Regions from separate parts of the Homo sapiens genome. Here region 1 is linked to region 2. A link is a loop called in an ENCODE intact Hi-C map of the cell type or tissue named here. Cell type or tissue: A673. All regions are shown on one strand. Each heading gives the region's core, and the rest is flanking DNA. Links, peaks and the distances in the headings are about the cores only. Region 1 overlaps GABRB1 (gamma-aminobutyric acid type A receptor subunit beta1). Region 2 holds the start of GABRB1 (gamma-aminobutyric acid type A receptor subunit beta1).

What was found. A loop is a pair of places that touch in the nucleus more often than their neighbours do. Peaks named below come from ENCODE experiments on the same cell type or tissue, not always from the same donor. Only the 100,000 strongest peaks of a DNase experiment are listed, where the experiment ranks them.
Region 1: a loop joins it to region 2, with 2.5 times the contacts of the local background. A loop is called at or near these places in 6 of 110 quality-filtered maps.

What each region holds. Positions count from the first base shown.
Region 1 is chr4:47,119,125-47,127,124 of GRCh38, reverse strand. The region is part of intron 3 of GABRB1 (gamma-aminobutyric acid type A receptor subunit beta1); the gene reads right to left. Among named protein-coding and RNA genes, the nearest start is that of GABRB1, 92 kb to the right of the region's middle. In A673, for the core only: a CTCF peak has its summit at 4,234 (motif pointing right); a DNase peak (open chromatin) is centred at 4,254.
Region 2 is chr4:47,024,908-47,037,504 of GRCh38, reverse strand. GABRB1 (gamma-aminobutyric acid type A receptor subunit beta1) reads right to left here and starts at 5,938. Exons shown (of 9, transcript NM_000812.4): 1 at 5,774-5,938; 2 at 5,500-5,591; 3 at 5,021-5,088. The coding sequence starts at 5,853. In A673, for the core only: CTCF peaks have their summits at 4,471 and 4,673 (motif pointing right); DNase peaks (open chromatin) are centred at 4,734 and 5,954; H3K4me3 peaks cover 2,410 bases; H3K27me3 peaks cover 340 bases.

The DNA.
Region 1 (8,000 bases), core at 1-8,000, 90 kb before region 2:
AGGGATTTAAATAGGTTTTTTTCTATTCAAACTGTATCTGACTTTGGCATACATATTTTATAATTCTTAAAAATAACATGGAAAAGGACAGCTGTATTATGAACATGAAAGCAGAGGCTAACCACCTACATAGAAAACATTTTTAGTACCTCATCTATCTTATGTAGAAATGGGAGGCTCTCTGTATATAAAAAAGATAGAAATAGATATGCATATATCATTCAGGTATTTTATTACCTCCTCTTTCTACTGGTTTGGCTTCATTACTAATCTTCCTGCAATATTTTCCAGTATGTCCTCTCTTCTATGATTCAATATCTGCATAGTCATTAGTTCAACCTTGTGAAGATTTTCTTACCTATTTGTGTACCCATTAAACAAATGACAAGCTTCCTAGCATAGCATTAAAACATTCCATAGTCTGATTCTTAATCTCCTCTACAGACTTCTCTCTCATCATTCTCTTATATCGACATCATAGTCAATGTAAATCTGATGATTTTTGCCACTTTACGTGTATATTTGTTTTTCTGCAAGTCCAGATATTTTCTAGCTTTGTTGAGGTGTACTTGATAAATAAAAATTGTAATATATTTAAGATGTACAAAATGGTGTCTTAAAATACACATACATTGTGAAATAATTACCACAATCAAGCTAACATTTCTATAACCTCACATAATTATGATATTTTTGGCATGTGGTGAGAATACTTATAATCAACTTTCTTATCAAATTGCAATTAAACAATACTGTATTATTAACTATAGTCACCATGTTATACATTAGGTCTTTAGAACGCATTTATCTTTCATAACTGAGCCTTTATAACCTGACCAACATCTTTGCCCCCAACTTGGCCCAAACCTATTCTATTATTGAGTTCACCTTTTTTACATTCTACATATATGTGAGATTATGCAGTATTTGTCTTTCTGTGCCCAGCTTATTTCACTTAGTATAATTTCCTCTAGGTTCATCCATGCTATTGCAAATGTCAGGATATATTTTTTAAAGGCTGGATAATATTGCATTGTGTGTGTATGTATGTGTGTATTCACACATACAATGCAATACACATACATATATATGTGTGTATATATGTATGTATACATATATAGACACAATGCAATATTAGGCAATATATGCACAATCCAGCCTTAATATATATTTATATATATATTATATATTTTCTTTATTCATCAGTTGATGAGCACTCAAGATTTCTTCATGTCTTTGTGTTGTTTATTCATTAAGAAATTATACTTTGGGCCGGGCGCGGTGGCTCACGCCTGTAATCCCAGCACTTTGGGAGGCCGAGGCGGGCGGATCACGAGGTCAGGAGATTGAGACCATCCCGGCTAAAACGGTGAAACCCCGTCTCTACTAAAAATACAAAAAATTAGCCGGGCGTAGTGGCAGGCGCCTGTAGTCCCAGCTACTTGGGAGGCTGAGGCAGGAGAATGGCGTGAACCCAGGAGGCGGAGCTTGCAGTGAGCCGAGATCCCGCCACTGCACTCCAGCCTGGGCGACAGAGCGAGACTCCGTCTCAAAAAAAAAAAAAAGAAATTATACTTTGTTGTGTCTAGAGATACCTATGTATCTATAGCTATCTTGAAATAATTTTATCTTTTAATTTTTATACTAAAGTTTAAATAATATATGCCCCATTATTACTGTATTAGAGTATTTTTAATTTGACTATATGTTTACCTGTATCAATGAGTTTTATATTTTCGTATGTTTTCATGTTACCAATTAATAGCATAAAATAATTAGCATCATTTCATTTCAATATGAAGAACATCTTTTAACATTTTGTGTAAGGCAGGGCTAATGGTGACAATCTCTTTCAGCTTTTATTTGTCTGAGAAGATCCATATCTCTCCCAGAGCTTTGCTGGGAGTAGTACTCTTGTTTGGAAGCTGTTTTTCTTTTAAAACTTTGTATATATCATTCCATTCTCTCTTAGCCTGTAAGGTCTCTGCTGAGAGAAATCTGCGATAGACTCATGAAAATGCCCTTTTATGTGGTGTTTTACTTGCTTGTTTCAAAATTATCTGTCTTTAATTCTTGATAAGTTAATTAGAATGTGTCTATATATAATCTTCTTCAGGTTAATCCTGTTTTGGAATCTCTAAGCTTCATGGCTTTAGATGTCCATACCCCTCCCATTATTTTTTTGAATAAATTTTCTGCAACTTTCTCTCTTTATTTTCCTCTAGAAATCTCATAATGCATATTTGTTTGCTTGATGGTATCTAATAAATCCTGTGGTCTTTCCTTCCTCCTTTTCATTTTCTTTCCTTTCTTCCTTGACTGGATGATTTCACATGACCTGTCTTTTAGTTCACTGATTCTTCTGCTTAATCAAGTCTGCTGTTGAAGTTCTGTATTGCAATTTTATTTCATTTATCATATTTTTCAGCTCCAGAATTTGTTAGGTTCTTTTCTGCAATTTCTATTTCTTTGTTGAACTTCCAATTTTGTCATGTATTATTTTCCTGATTTCACTGAGTTTTCTGTCTGTTTTCGTGTAGTGCACTGAGAATCCTTGAAGCAATTATTTAGAATTTTTTTGTCAGGCAATTTATAGATTTCCGTTTCTTTAGGATTAGTTACAGAGCTTTATTAGTTTCCTTTGTGGTTTTATATTTGCCTGATTCTTCTTAAATTGTGTAGTCTTGTGTTGATGTTTGTGTATTTGAAAGACCAAACACCTCTTCCTGTCTTTACAGATTAGTTTTGGCAGGTACAGACCTTCTCATGCTGGGGCTAATGGTACTGCCTCCAGGATTGCAGTTGAGCAGGTCTGAAATCAGGTCACGCAGTTGTTGCCAGTTATCCATAAACCCAGAATGAACATGCATTCTGTTTGCAAAACTCTTCTAATGCCAATATCCAATTTTAAAATTCTACTCATCCTTTAAGACCATGAGGTTTCTCTCATAAATTTTTAACTTTTTTTCTCAAATGATCTATAAGCCCTCATGAGCTCCTCTAACAATTGGTTTAAACAACTGAAAGACTTATCTGAGGCCTTTATGACTGCAGATGTATAGTTAGATGTGTATATATATATTTTTTTCAGGTATATATATGCCAGAAAAGCAAGATTATATATATATGCATGTGTGTGTGTGTGTGCATGTGTGCATTTATACATATATATGATATATATAATATATATAATATATTATATATCATATATTAATATATAATATATTATATATTATATATATTATATATAAGATATATATCATATATATGATATAATATATATAATATAATATATAATATAATATAATATATAATATATGATATATAATATATTATATATAATAATATATGATATATAATATATTATAATATATTATATATATAATAATATATGATATATCATATATCATATATCATATTATATATATAATATATCATATATATGATATATCATATCATATATATTTATATATATAAAATAATGTAATATATTATAATATATAATATATTATAATATATGAAATAATGTAATATATTATAATATATGAAATAATGTAATATATTATAATATATAATATATTATAATATATGAAATAATGTAATATATTATAATATATAATATATTATAATATATGAAATAATGTAATATATTATAATATATAATATATTATAATATATAAAATAATATATTATAATATATAATATATATGTGTATATATGTATATATGTAATATATATATAAAATATAATATCTAAAGTATAATATATTATCTAATATATATTATATAATATTATCTAATATATATAATATTATATAATACATATTATATATAATCATATATATGTATAAATACACACACACACATACACATATGTATGTATAAGAACTGGATTTATTTCGTCTCTAGCCCAGAATAGTACCTTTTGTAAAGTAGGTAGTGAATAAATTGTATTTAAAAGAGTGAAAAAATAAATACTGAATCATTGAATTTCAAGTTATGTTTGTGATGTCAAAAAGGCAGAGCACTGGAATAATTCAAGAGAAAATGAGTTGTACATCTACTCGCTTTCATTGCATTGTATAATTGCAGCTTCCTATTTTGTAGGTTAATAAGACAGTATAACAGCTATTAAATTTCTGTTTCACAGCTTCAATCCCAAGCTTTTACACTATATACGTGCTGAGTTAGGGCTAGTATTCTACCAGTCATTTCAGCTGGTCAGCTCGTTTTTCTCAGGATCTGCCAGTAGAGGGAGCTAGAGGAAGGCTTCAAGGCTAGGGGAAGAAGAAAGTACTTGCTCCTTTCTACTTGTTTCCAGTGAGCTTCTTGCCCACTGTGGTTCCTGTGAGCCTCACTTCAGCAAGGCTTCATCAACTCAGCAGTGACAGTTTTGTCCTGTGACAGCAGCTGTTGCAGTTTTTACAACACTTGCAGAACCAAGTCTATCATACTTCCCCTCAGAGACATTAGCTCCTGCTTAGAAGCACCCAGTGTCCTTTGAGACTGGAGTTTCAGTTCCATGGGGTTCTTCCTCTCAGTGTCTTAAGTTTTCTAACATCTTTCCTTATTTTACCATGAGAGTAGTACCTGCTTTCTGAAGTTGGTGCTTCCATGATATGTTAGAATTACCTTTTACTCTTTCAGTTGCTCAGTTGACAACTTTACGGCTAGTTAACAATTCTTTATATTTCTCTGGTCAAAAAGAAATCTGTTCTGGTTCCTGTCTTCTTATTGGACCTTAACTGATAATCATGGGAAACGTATCAAATGTGAAAAAAAGGAAGACTTTTTCTACAAAAAATGATGAACTAAACAGTCTGAAAATTATTTCACCCAGAACAAATTCAGCAAATTGAGATTCAACACTGTCAACTAAAAATTTAAACCTCTCTGCAGAAAAGTATTTCCTTGGCCACTGATGATTCAAAGTTTTCAAGCATAAATCCAGTTATGTGATTTTGGAGGTATAAGCTCAGGGCAGTGTTACAGAACTAGGATGATCACATATTAAGTACTGACAGGACTTTCCCAGAAGCTCTGCTCTAGGCTGTTTTTGGAGTCTGAGAGTCTAGAGAGGAGTTAAGGATATAGATATCATGGAAATGGATTAGAATACTAGGAAATAGACATGCCTTTTTTCTGGGTATGTTCACAAGAAGATCATGCCTAACAAATTAATATTATTTAACTATTAAGTAGTAAAAACAGAAGCTTTAAGAAATTAAATGCATTGAAGTATGTTCAAATCAAATGGGATTGCTTGATAAAACATATTTTGTTTCCATTTAGAATAATCGTTTATAAGTCCCTAGTATAAGAAAACCATCTCAAAATTCCAAACGACTGTTGTCTTTAATTTGCATAAAATAATTTAACTATGACTCAGCTTAACAAAAATTAGTTTGCATATTCATTCTTTGAGGTGGATTCCTTTCCCATATTGAAAATATATTATGATAGAGAAATACCTTAGATACATCTCAATTTAGTGGCATTTTTGTGTCCTCATATGTTATAAAATATAATTTTGTGCACAATTTTTGAAAATCACATTCTATTTAGGAGTGGGAGGTGAAGCAAGATGGCCAAATGGAAGCCTTCATCAATCATCCTCCCTTCAGGAACACCAAATTTAACAACTATTGACACAAAAAAGCACCTTCTAAAAACCAAAACTCAGGTGAGTGATCACAGTACTTGGTTTTTTAACTTCATATCGCTGAAAGAGACACTGAAGAGAGTAGTAAAGACAGTCTTGATTTTCCGATGCCACCCATCTCCTATTCCCTGGCAGTGGCCTCAGGGGTGGGGAGAGAGAATCTATGTGCTTGGAAGAAGAAAAGCACAGCAATTGTGGGGCTTTGCATTAAAACTCACTCCTGTCAACACTGGGCAGAACTCAGCCAACACACATGGACATGGAGGGAGCATTTAGATGAGCCCTAGCCAGAGGAGTGGTCAGAGCCTGAGTTTACCCAACCCAGTGGTCAGAGCCTGAGTTTTACTAAGCTTTGCCACCAAGGACTAAAGTGCTCTGGGGTCCTAAATAAACTTGAATGGTAGTCTAAGTTACAATGACTGCAACTCCCAGGCAAGTCTTAGTGCTGTCCTGGGCTCAGAGCCAGTGGAGTTGGAGGGCATGCAGCCTAGTGAGACACCAGCCAGGGCAGCTTGTGCCCCTTCTTCAACACCAGGCAGCACAGCTCATAGATCCGAAAAGTCTCCTTTCTTCTGCTTCAGAAGAGGAGAGGGGAGAGTAAAAAGGACTCTTGCAACCTGGATATCAACTCAGCCACAGTAGAATAGGGCACTGGGCAGAGTCATGAGGACCCCACTGCAGACCCTAGCTCCTGGATGACATCTCTAGACACAATTGGTCAGAAGGGAACCTGCTGCCTTGAGAGGAAGGACCTAGCCCTGGCATGATTTATCAACTGTTGATTAAAGAGCTGTTGGATCCTGAATAATCAGTACCTGTAACTAGGAGTACATGCCGTGGACTTTCAGTGAGACTCTTGAGACATGCTGGGTTCAGGTGTGACCCAGAATATTCACAGCTGTGGTGATTATGAGGAGAGACTCCATCTGCTTGAGAAAAGCAGAGGAAAGAGTAAAGGGGATTTTGCCTTGCAGCTTAGGTACCAGTTCAGCTGCAGCGAGGTAAAGCACCAGGCAGGCTCTCAGAGTCCCCAGTTCCAGACCTTGGCTCATGGATGGCATTTCTAGACCAGCCCTGGGCCACAGGGGAGTGGAGATTAAGTCCAATGTTTCCTTGTTGATTTTCTGTCTGGAAAATCTATCAAACGCTGAAAGTGGGTGTTGAATTCTCCAGCTAATATTGTATCAGAGTCAATCTCTCTTTAGCTCTAATAATATTTGCTTTATATATTTGGGTGCTCTAGTGTTGGGTGCATATGTGTATATATATGGATATATACACACATACACACATTGTTGTATCCTATTGCTGAATTGACTGCTTTATAATTATATAATTAACTTTTTTGTCTCTTTTTATAGTTTTTGACTTAAAATTTATTTTTTCCTGCAGATCATGAATATTTTTGTTTATCCAGTTTTTCAGCAACATCAAATTGACTTTTTAATTTGTGCCTACATGGGTGTTTAATAATGTTGCATTGTTTTGATTTCGCATGTCCTTAATTACTAGTTACATTAAACCTCTTTTCAGAAGCTTATTGGCCACATGCCCTTTTTTTTTTGAAACAGCCTTTTAAAATCTGTTACTATTTTTCTACTGAGTAGTTTTATGTTACAGATTGTAATACTGTGTGTTTATACACCCTTTAAAAATGTTCTGCCCAGTGGCTCACCCTGGTAATCCTAGCACTTTGGGAGGCCGAGGTGGGCAGATCACCTGAGGTTGGGAGTTCAAGACCAGCCTGACCAACATGGAGAAACCTTGTCTCTGCTAAAAAATACAAAATTAGCTGGGTGTGGTGGTGCATGCATGTAATCCCAGCTACTCAGGAGGCTGAGGCAGCAGAATCGCTTGAACCCTGGAGGCAGAGGTTGCAGTGAGCTGAGATTGTGCCATTGCACTCCAGCCTGGGCAACAAGAGCGAAACTCAGTCTCAAAAAAAAAAAAAAAGAAAGAAAAAGAAAATGTTTTGTCAATCTGAGTTTTGTGATTTAACTTTATTCATGATGTCTGAGGTTGAAGGAGGTTTTATTTTAATGTGGTCAAATTTAATAAACTTTTATTATATGTCTTTATTTTTGTATCTTGTTTAAAAACTCCACTGTTTCCTAAAGTCATAAATTTGCCCCTATTTTCTTCTAAATTTGAATATTTTACTTTGGGTTTTATGTATATCTGAAATTTATTTGGGGTATAATATGAATAAAAATATAATTTTATTTTATTGTATATTTGCCATTGATTCCCAGCACATTTTATTAAACAGTCAATCTTCCCCTTCTGATTTGTAATTCTCTCTCCATTCTATGCCAAATTTCCATGTGGTTATAGATAGA
Region 2 (12,597 bases), core at 1-8,000:
ACAGACAGGCAAAGGGAAGATTTTCCTTCCCCAGCCTCTCCAGACGTTATAAAATTGTAACCCAGAACCTAAGAGAAAAACTTGTGTGATTACTCATATAAGAATAAAATGTATTTACATGCTAGCTAATACCTGTTTCTGCTTTTAAGTGGTACTCACCTATTTGTTCTGTTTGCAAAGGAAATTCTATTATAACCTCAGAGAACTTACTGACAGCATCAAGAGTATGTTTAGGCTATTTTACAAAGTTATTGCTAGCTCCTCAGTGGTGCAAAAACAGTTTGCAATGTTCTTTATTCTGAAGAAAAAAGGCATAGGTGTCCCTGTAAAGCAACAGGATAGTACTGTGGAGTTACTGTACTTGGAAATGTTTTCATTGCCATCATTTGAGATTGGTTGATTCACAGGTATTAATACAGAAAAGAAGACTATTTATTAGTTTAGGTCAAGCCCCATCTCCAGGCTCCTGCCTTTATCCTGTTGCTTATCATCATCATCATCAATTATGGCATTAACTTTCCCTTTAGAGAACAGCTACCTGCAACTTAAATAATAACATTCCTAAAGAAATTTTAATGGAAAAAAAAAGTTCATTTCTTTTTTTCTTTACTTTTCTTTCTTTTTTTCTTTTTTTCTTTTTTTTTAAGACTGTTTTGCTCTATCACATAGGCTGGAGCACAGTGGCACGATCTTGGCTCACCGCAACCTCCAGCCTCCTGGGTTCAAGTGATTCTCATGCCTCAGCTTCCAGAGTAGCTGGAACTATAGGCACGCACCATCACACCCAGCTAATTTGTATACTTTTGGTAGACATGGGGTTTCACCATGTTGGCCAGGCTAGTCTTAAACTCCTGGCCTCAAGTGATACACTCGCCTTGGCCTCCCAAAATGCTGGGATTACTGGTTGGGGCCACTGTACCCAGCCAATTTCTTAATTAAGCTAGAACTTAGGATAATGTACTACCTTGATATTCAAAGTGCAATCTATATACCAGCAATCAGCATTGCCCAGGAAAAATGCAGAATGTCAGGCCCCATCCCACACCTCTGATTTGGAATTTGCATTTTAATAAGATCCCAGAGTGATTCACCTATATGTTAAAGATTGAGAAGCACTGACCTAGAGAAATTCATGTGGGGACTGGGAATCTGACAAGCAGTTACTGTTTTGAGTCACCACAGTGATAGTAATGAGATATAATTGAAGTATGTACCAGAAACTTCCAGAGTCTAATATTAAAATAACCACAACAACAGAAACAGTGAATTTTAAGTGGATATTTGGTAAATTAAATTTGTCTTTCATTAAGCATTATTTATAAAATTGGCTCATTTTCGTTTTTGTCATCGTTGTTCACTGTAATGTCTGTAAGAACATTCACTGTTATACTCATTCATGCATGAAGGAAGGAAAGACAATGAATCCATGATAGCTATCTCATATTGGGAACAGCTTGAATTGAGTCCTGCATTGAGTCAGGACTCATTCGATGTAAGGTCTTCTAGGGGTGGCCATTTGGACCATCGTGTCTTCAGATTAGGTACAGAGAGCTGCCTGGTTGGAACTCCTACTTGGTAATCAGGATCCACCTCTTGAATAAAAAGGAACAGCTAGTCACTGGAATTTGAAATACAAGAGTTCAACTACTTGTTAGAAGGTAGTTAATATCATGTTTCCCCAAACTACTGTTCGAAGAGAAAATTTGCCTACTACTGTCTGTGTTTTACTGGCTTTATAGTAGCAGATGTTAGTGGTTATGTTAAGGACAATTTCTGGGAGCTCTTGTCTCCATTTACTCCAACTGCCTCCTGTTCATCTTTAGTCAGTCCTCTTTGTGCGTGTGTGTGTATGTGTGTGTGTGTCTGTGGCTTGGCAGAAACAGTTAAAAGACAAGGTTTGAAGGTTATAATATATAAATGGAAATCATGGTGGTTTTTTAAGATGACAGTTTAGAAAATGGTAACAGTATGTAGTTGCTATCACACAAACAGTATATCCCATGATGCCAAAAGAACAATCCTTTCTAATTTAATCAATAATATTATTGCCTGAAAAGTCTTGTTCTCAAGTAGATATGTTTATCTACATCGGCATTATTCTTCACAAGTTTTGCATTCACTGCTTAGAACCAATGATTCTTGATTGTAGAGATTCTTTACTATGTAAAGATTGCTTTTGTTTCTTAATTTGTGAAAAATTAAGAAAACACTTAATTTTTCACAAATTAAGAAATCAGATAATACTCTTGATACGATGTTAGTCTGTAAAGCAGACAATGTGTAAACCAATCAGGGATTATATTTTACTTGGGGAAGCAATGGTAAAGAACAAAAATGAATGGAACCTAGTTCTCAAATCTACTAATTTAATGCACAATTATGTCATTTTCCCAGCCATGGAATGGGTAATAATGGTAATAAATAAAAACATAAATATAAGCAATGTTTTGGAAATTGATTCAACTTGCATTTTCTTAAAAACTATTTTTATGATATTATTGTCCATTCTCTTTGTTATATTCTTGTCATTTAATGTAGATGAAAATTTTCTATTAAATTACTCAAGTTACTGCCTATCAGGGCACCGAAACATGCTTAATACAAAAAGCAATAAGCAATAAGTCTTATTTTCCATGGACTTCCTACCCTATTTATATTAGCTAAATATCACAACATATAATAAACAATTCTCTTTTGGGGGTGCGGGCTAACCATCTGAGTTGTGTTTATACAGAACCCTCAATTTTAAAAACATTACTCTTTATTTCCATTTTTCTTGGAGTTATTTCCAATCTATTTATTTCAATGTTTTGTCATAGATGACAGAAGATAAAATAAACTTTGGGTTCTGTTGATAGTGCTCATTAAAAGGAGAAACAAGAAAGAACAAGTAAATCAAGGTTTATTATTTTTCAACTTTGAGTGGTTTCTATTTTCTAATCATGTCTGTAACATTGTTGTGGAAAGGTAATGGGGATTGTAGTAGAACAGGTATTTTCAAAGGCTTATCAGCTGGGTGAATACTTTTGAAAAATCAAGTGCATACACACGTGTTGCTGTGAGTAAACAGACTGTATTATTTAATCATTAGGAAGAAATGTCCAGTGGTATTTCAATTAAAGTCAATCCTTGTTCTGAGCTTATGTATGAATTCAGTTGAACAACTAATTATACAGAACTTTTTGTTACGGTGGTTGTTGATTGCAGCAACTTCCCTATTTAATTGAGTTTTAAAAAAAACTGAAAAGGGGTATGTCAATATAGCCAACAGAATTATATATTTTTTAAAATTCTGAAAAGCATGACACTCTACACGGCAAGGTAGAACAAAGGCTGCATTTGCTTTTTGAGCTTTTTAAATCTTCTATTTTATCAATTATCTGTGGATGCTTACAAGATACCAAAGGAAATGATTGAAAAGGAAAAATATTAACATTATTAATCTACATGATACAACTTGTTAAACTAATTCATTGTCTAATTTGTCCAGTTGCATTCGTGTAGATTAGGCACATATTATTACATTCCTCAGAGTGTTTCTAAATAATATGTTTTGGGTTACTTTGTGGTGTTAACATGTATGTAAACAGAATATAATAAGTCAGTTTGCCAAATGAGAAATATTCATTGTGTATTACGTTTTTAAAATTGAGTTTCTTTTTCCAGCACGACAATCAGAGACATTTACAAATAGTATTTTAAATACGTTATTTGAAGCAGGAGCCGCTACAACTACAAAATACAGAAATTAAATAGTCACACTTTTTATTCTATTCCTATTCAATAAGCTATAGACATATTTATTTCGACCCTAACATAACCTAAAAAGGAAAAGAAAAGAATTCTTAAACCATAGTATATTAAAATAAAACGACACAGTAGGAATGAAATGAAAGACAATTCAATAGCCTTTATAGCCATAGAGTGATACAATCTCAAATGGTTTTACTCTTTAAATTATTCAGGATTTATAAATTTCTGCCGCCATAACATTTTTTCACAAGTGGAATAAAAATGGCATTTTGCTCACGTAGATCTAGCTGTTCCCTGGGTGGTTGATTCTAGAAAAGCAACAGGCTTTTCCGTCTTACGAGAAGCAACAGTTAGAAACTCTAAGTAGAAAACTCCTACACACAGTGGACGGAACCAGCCAACAGAGAAAGTGGCAGCTATTTCAGTTCATTTTGCAATAGCTTCCAAAAAGAGAGGGAAGAAATATATAAAAGAATGTTGACCCCTTTGAAATGAAAGGACTGTGCTGTGTTACTGTCGCCCCCTCTCCCTTCCAACGTCCCTTAAATTATCAGGATTTTTAGGCATGCTTAGGTTTCTAGAGTAAGGTGAAGCAATATGACTTGATTTATTCTGTTTCAACTTAAATTTGCAAGATGCAGTAAGACAAATTCATAACCTCCCGCAAGAGAACAATACAAGCCTACCCAGGCTCGGGCACTTTTCCTACTAGCAAACATGGACTGTTGTCTTAGCCTGTTGCTCCTGCCACCAGGTGTGCCTGAACCTGGAGAGAGAGGACACTTTGAAACCCAGACTGTGCTCTCGGTGGCAGGGCCTTGGTGCATCCGGGCTCGCGGACTGCGAGGGCCATGGGGATTGCCAGCACCGCGCCTGGGGAGGTGATGGCTGCCGACCACCGGTCCGGGGACCCTAGTGCAGGCCGCCCGGCTGCCAGCAGATGGTGCCCTCCTCATCCAAACACGCAGGGAAACCCAGCTAAAGTAACGCTCAGACTCCGCCCCAGCAGATCCACGGCGCAACAGTCACTCGTCCTTCCCAAAATAGTGCCGAGCACGTTTCCCCTGGAACACCGCAGTAGCCCGTGTGTGTCGAAATTACAAACCAGGGGCGACCGGGTGTGTGTGCCGGAGCGGGGAGCGGGTGCGGAGTGGGACCTCAGGGGCCAGGGGCGAGGTGACCGCCAATGAAACGCAGAGGGCAAAGGGACCTGTCCATTTCCCATCTGCGTAAGCCGAACCGCCGGGCCCCTCGGGAGGCCACTCACCATATTCACTTCGGAGACCATGTCTATGCTGGCGACATCGATCCGCATCCCAACGTCGACGGGGGGCCCTGCCGGGGAGGTGGGCCACATTAGGAACAGATTCTCTCAGTGACAGCAGGCTGGGGAGGGTCTGGGGGCTTCCCAGCCCTTACTCCATTCTTAACGGGCTCCCTCCCTGCTCCCCCCACCACCCCTTTCAGGGGACTGCCTGGGAAAACAGGTGTGGGCACACGCGTGATGCAGTGACTATGCAGAGGGTGTGTCGGCCCGGGAGAAGGTCGCCTCCGCCTGAGGATTCATCCACCTGAGACTGGGGACCCGGGGTGTGTGTGTGTGTGTGTGTGTGTGTGTGTGTGCCCAGGGTATAGTGCACGCTTACGAAAATGACATGCCTTTTCTTTTTTTTTTTTTGACATTTATCTTTGACAGAAAAGGAGAACTAAGGATGGGTTACAGGTTGAAAAAAGATGAAGCGTTACCTCCGAAGTCCGGCCGCAAGCGAATGTCATATCCTTTGAGCAATCTGTCCACTGTCTCTTTCACGTATGACATGTTGCTGGGTTCATTGGTGCTAAGGGGAAGAAGTAGGGACCGTATTCAAAATGAGCACAAACTGTGAGCACATATAAAAAGATACAGGCACACCTACCCCCAAACAACAAGATACATGATCCAGCAGACACGTAAAAAGAAACATACCAAGAAAAAAAGAGAGAGAGAGAGAGAGAGCGAGATTCAACAACAGCAGCTCACCTGTGTGCACAACAGACCATGGTAATCATCACAGGGAAAGAGAGAAGCCCCAGACTCTCTCGATTTTGTACTGTCCACATTACTAACTCTGATTAAAAGAATTGTCTTTTCTGCGAAGATTCAAGGAATGCAACTTAGTCGGCTGCTGGGCAGTAATTCCCGAATGGACCTGCGCATGCGCAGAGCGCGCTCACTACCAAAAGACACCTTGTGCCTTGCAAACAATATTCCTAGTGGAACAGGCAACAGATTTCAATCCCTCTAAAGTTCCTATTTGGGGTGCTCCATGTCCTCCGGGTAGTCAGAGACAAGCTGCTGTTTCCACGCAGGGGATCCTACGAGCATGTGTAAACGGAGTTTCCTTCATGCATTGGAGGTTGCTATGTTGATTTCATTTCTGCCCTCAACCTGATTTTGTTTTTTTTACTGGGCGCTCAGTGATCTGGCTAAGGCTGCCTGTGATTGGCATCTTTCGTTGACAGTCAGGGAGGTCCTAGAACGGGGACTCTGGAGGAGGGTCTGTTGTTCTCTGGTTGCCTGTGGCGGGCACCGGGAGGATGTGATCAGCGGGGGTTGTGGGTGGGGGTGACTGGGAGCAGGGAAGAGTGGAGAGAGAGGGAACGGGAGAGTTACTAAAGGTACAGAGGAAACTCAGGACGTATTTGAGAACTCCAAAAATTAGGTGCCCTTGGGAGGCATCCTAGGACATCTGGCTTGGTGTAGACTTCTGTAGGAGGCAGAGTAGGAGGGGCAAGCCAACTTTTCTTCCACCCCACTTTTCTTCCCTCCCCTTGTCGTTTTTCATCCAGGTTGGGAAATGAGGGAAACAAAGGATCCAGCAGCAGTTCTGGGCAGGCAATCTTTTTTTCTAGGGCCATCCACTGCAAGCCCCACTTATCCTCCAGGTTGTGATAAGAAAAATCTCCTTCTTAAATTGACAGCATTTAAGGTGGTATTTGTGACCCCTAGCAGAACTCTGAAACATCCAGACAGTTTAACCTCTGTTCGCCAGTAGGTTGGGATTCTGCAGGAGCAAGTATTGTTTGAATTAAATCAAATTCAGTAACTTCGATTCTACAAATGTCATTGAGCACATGTTAGGCAGAAGGCCCTGGACTAGGTGTTTGTTCTTTTGTTAAATAGTATATATTAAATTTTGTTGTGGGCATTCTGGGACTTATAACTGATTCAAAAAGGGTTCTTGTCCTAGAGAAATTCACATCTAATGGGAGAGGGACACACACAAGTGTAAGTAAAGCGAATTGTAATCCCTACTCCTATTATAGTCTGCTGCTTACTTTTATGAGGGAAAGAGGAGACAGCTTAAAAATTAGCTTCTAACTAGGATGGAAGTGTCTCAAGGTCAAGAAACTTATGCATATTCTTAGTATTTCCCTACACAGGAGTTACCAAACAAAAAAACGTAATAGAAAAATTTATTCCATTACAATAATAACAAAAAATTCTAATGTACCTAGGAATAACTGGGGGAAAAATATGCACAAGAAGTTTAGAGTGAAGGTACATAACATTATTTAAATACACAAAATATGACCTAGATAAATGGAAAATGTACCATATGGGTAATTGGGAAGACTCAACATTGTAAGGATGTCAATTCTATCCAATGTAAGAAATATAACCAATTTGAATCAAAATTCCTACATTCTAAATGGAAATGAATAAACTAATTCCAAAATTCAAATAGAAGAATGAGGGGGTAAATAAAAGCCAAGAAAACCTGGAAGAAGAAGAAGAAAAAAAGAGAAGGAATATGGGGGCATTTGCCTTTGAGATATCAAGACATTATTGTGCTATATAGAAACTGAATCAGTTTGTCTTTGGCATGGAATTCATGTAGGGATAAAAAGCAAAATAGTACGAGCAAATAGAGAGCACAGAAATACTCCTCTATTTTAAGAGAAGTAGGAAAAGATGAGCTACTCAATAAATGTTGCAAGACAATTTATTATCCATAAGGGAAAAAAGTAGATCTTTACATCATTACATACATGAAAATATATTACAGGTAGATACGTAACTTTAATACAAAAAACAAAACTTTCAAAACTTTAAACTATATAGGAGAATATCTTTATGACTGTGATAAAAGGAAAGATCTAAAGATGAACAAAGTTATAAATGATAAAAAAGATTATTGCGATAACTATGTTAAAATGTAACCTTCTTTAAATCCAAAGCTTCTTCTGAAAAGTCAAGTTATACATAGAAAGAACATGTTTTCAGCAAATTTAACCATCAGAAGGTTTGTATAAAGAAATTACCAGAAAAAAAAACTTCCAGAAGTAAATAAGAAAAGATCAAAAGCCACTCTAAATAAGGAATTGCAAATTAAAGGAATTGTACACTATTTTAAACTCATGAGATATGCAAAACTTAAGAATATTAAAAATTGGCTTTTAAAACTCCATATATTTTCAGTAGACATATAAATTGATCTAAACACTTTGTACCACTCTTTGGACATACTAGTAAAGTCAAAGATGCCCATGCTCTTTGGCCCAGAATTGCTACCACTCAGAATATACCCTAGTGATAAACTCATGCAGTCTAAGAATATTTATGGCAGTGTTGTTTTTAGTAGTGCAAAACTGGCAACAATTTTTATTAATTGGAAATAAATAGGAATATAATCACACAATGTAATACAACAGTCAAAATAGTTGAATGTCTACATGCTTCTACACTGACAAATCCCAGAAGTAAAACACTGAGCAAAAACGAAACAAGAGCAAGGTGCAGAATGATATAATGAGCCATGATAACATAAATTTTAAAATATTTAAGTGTAAAACCCAAAAGATATATTATGTACATATACACCATATATATATATATGGTATATATACCATATATACACATATACACCATATATATGTATATATACCATATATACATATATATACACATATATACACATATACATATATATGGTGTATATGTATGTGTCGGGGTGTGTGTTTGTGTGTGTATGTATATATATACACATACACAGAATAGAGAACAAAAATAAGAAGGATACCACACTTTAAGGTTCAAATGAATCTACAATATTTTATCAAAAAAATTTCATTCCAATTAGCCACAACATGATATGTGGGTGTTCATCATTCTACTCTCCATATATTTCTAGATATTTGAAATATTTTACAAAAAGCTGATCAAAACTGATAACGAAGTGACCAATTAGGAGATACATTTGCAATTTATATTTTAAAATGTTTATGCCAATCAATGAGAGAAATAAATGTCTAATAAATAATGAGCAAACAATTGTAACAAGCATTTCACCAAAGAATCTCTAATATTTGATAGCAGAGTAGGGTGACTGTAGTCAGTAACTTAATTGTACATTTTAAAATAACATAAACAGTGTATTTGGATTGTTTGTAATTTCAAGGATAAGTGCTTAAGGGGATGGATACCTCATTCTTTATGATGTGCTTATTTCACGTAACATATCTATATCAAAACATCTCATGTACCCCATAAACATACACACCTAGTATGTACCTGCAAAACTTTTTAAAAAATAGAAAATATTTAAAAAAATAATTAAGTGACCAATAAATATATTGTAAAGTTTCAAGCTCAGTAGTAATCAAATGAATACAATTTTTAAAATAGATATGAAGTACCATTTTCACTTGTTGGTTTGCTAGTTTAAAATGGTTTAACCTTAAGTATCATGGAAGCTGTGGAAAAATACAATTTCATATACTTTGGGGACAGTATAAATTGCCACAATTTATTTTAAGGATGATTTGTAATACTAATAGTAATATAATATGTTATTGGATGCATGTATTGGTGGCATTTGCCTTCTGTTCAATTGATCAGTTTTTCTGATTTAACCTAATATGATATAATTTTATTATAATCACTCATTGTTAGAAAAGTATGAATTTTGATAAGGCAGCAACACCATTATTGCTTTTCAAGATATTTACATATCCTTTGTTATGTTTACATACTTTATTTTCTAGCTTAAGTATAGCATTAATTTAATACAATCTAAAAATCTCATGTTATTTTTATATTGCATTAAATATTCTAATTAACTTAAGAAGTCATTTTAACCTGTGTTAATAGGAATGGCACCACTTCACTTTTTGCATATCAATTTATCCTCTAGTGATATATTATTTTCTTTAAAAAAAAATTCTTGTGTTTCAGGTTATATTAATAGCCAGCTATTTAATATACTTTAGCTATATGAAAATGCATTTTTCACTTTGCATTTTTCAGCTCTTCTTATTTATATATTATAGCATGGACCTTTGAGGATAAAACTTGTATCATGTAATAAGCCAAGTATATTTTTACCTCTTTTTATTTTTACTTCCTGTTATGTAACAATTTTCATATTATATTTAAAAATTCATATTGCAATTTTTTCTGGGTTTATTCTTTTTGGAATGTCTTCTCAAATTATTATTTATGATATTTTTACTGTTTGATAAATTGTGGTGATAATAAGGATATTCATTGCTCCTTTCAGGTATAATTCTAGCCAAATAAATATGATATTTTGTTTCAAAATGTACGCTCTATCTTACTAATAAAGAGATGTTCTAAGCCATTACTTTTATTAAAATGTTACCATTGCATTAATAAGTATAGTTAACATTTTAATAGGCTTATTATTTATCAGCACTATTTTAAACACTTGACATATCTAGTGTTCATAATATCTTAAGAGGTAGGGATATATAATTAGTTCTGTTTTAAAGATGAAGACACTTAAACACAGAAAGTAACTTATCCAAGGTCAAACAAAAAATGAGAGACAAAATTCAAATTCAAATAGTCTAATGACAGTTTACATTCTTTTCTAGTACGTTATTAATTATGAAAAATGTTGCCAGCATAAAATATATTTTAACCTCTACTGAGATAATTAAATGCTTTTGCAACTTCTCCTGTATAATTAAATGCATTTAGGGTTTAACATATGTTATTAGTGATTTATATTTTAGAAGAAGCCCAAATTACGTAAAGAATTTGTATTTGAGTACAGAAGACCATGCTATCCAAGTAGAATCTTATGAAGGATACTCTGCAAATCCTGATTTGCAGTGTTGTGCCCTCTAGTTGGTCCCTGTAATGCTGTGGGTCAGGAAAAGTCACAGAGAATGAGGACTATTAAGCCTGTTACCGGTAATATATTGTTTGTAGAGCATCATTTAAAAAGTGTTGCCATTTATATCTGTGTTAATGTGTTTTTACATATTTTATAGTAAAATAGATTTTACTGTTTACTGTTGTTGTTTAGTAGAAACTATAATTTTTATCTTCTTTTATAAAATAAATATTTAGTGCCTGATATTAACTGGAGAACAAAACAAACAACCCGGTGATTATCTGGTGAACACTTTCCAGCTGAACATATAAACTTTGCGCTAATTCATTTATTCGTGAGTGTATTTAAAAACATTTTTAGAACTATGCAACAATAAGTGATACAAACTGTTGGGGCAAGGGCACCCAAATCACCAATATATAATAAAAAATGCTAGAAACGTGAAAAGGACTTTTTATTTATTTATTTATTTATTTTTACACTAAGGTCTCACTATGTTGCCTAAGCTGATCTCAAACTTCCTGAATTCAAGAGATCCTCCCACCTCGGCCTTCAGAGTAGCTGCCATTGCGGCCAGCAAAAACATTTTTTCTTGCCTTGGAATATCAGGGAAGACACCTCAATAGAGTTGAAACTTTCTGCTAGATCTTGAAATTCACCAAGTTGAGAATTTGGGAGGAGTTAGAACAGGTGGAAAGCACAAGTAAAGGCTTTGAGTTTTAAAGTTGATGGCATTACAAAAAAAACGGAAGTAGTAAAGGCAGAATTGAACAAAATTATGTTTGCAGTGGTGAGAGGAGAGGGGATAATGAGAAGAGGATAGGAATGGAGTAAGATGGTGAGAGGTATGTTTCCAATTTATAGCTAAGCAAGACAAGATTAGCAAAAGAAATCTGGGGATTTGTTTGGGAAAAAAACTTCTTTTACTCTGCCTCATGTTAAATACATATTCTTCATTAATTAACTGAGATAAGAACATTGCTAATCTGTCATTTTTATTTTGTTGTCATTAAAATTATTTTAAGATAGATTTAAAGAAAAATTTAGAAAAACCTGGACTGAGAATATGACATAGTGACAGTAATTAATTAAGAAATAATCTAATTACTTTCTGTGGAAAAAAAATTCAAGTTTATAAAACTATCCTCTCCCTGAAATGCAAATCGAAATCACAATACAATACCGCCTTACTCCTGCAAGAATGGCCATAATCAAAAAATAATAGATATTGGCATGGATGCAGAAAAGGGAACACTTCTACACTGCTGGTGGGAATGTAAACTAGTACAACCACTATGGAAAACAGTGTGGCGATTCCTAAAAGAACTAAAATAGAACTACCATTTGATCAAGTAATCCCACTACTGGGTATTTACCCAGAGGAAAATAAATCAGTATATGAAAAAGATACTTGCACACGCATGTTTATAGAAGCACAATTTGCAATTCCAAAAATGTGGAGCCAACCCAAATACGCATCAATCAATGAGTGGATAAAAAAATTGTGAGATACATATATATATGATATATATATGTGATATATGTGATATATATGCTATATATATGGATTTATGAAATTGAAATGTAATTGTAAATTTTAAAATGAAATTCCACAAATGGGTTGAATGGCACAGTAGAAGATTTTATTAGTTAGCTAGATAATAAAAACAAATAACATATATATATATATATATGATGGAATACTACCCAGCCATAAAAA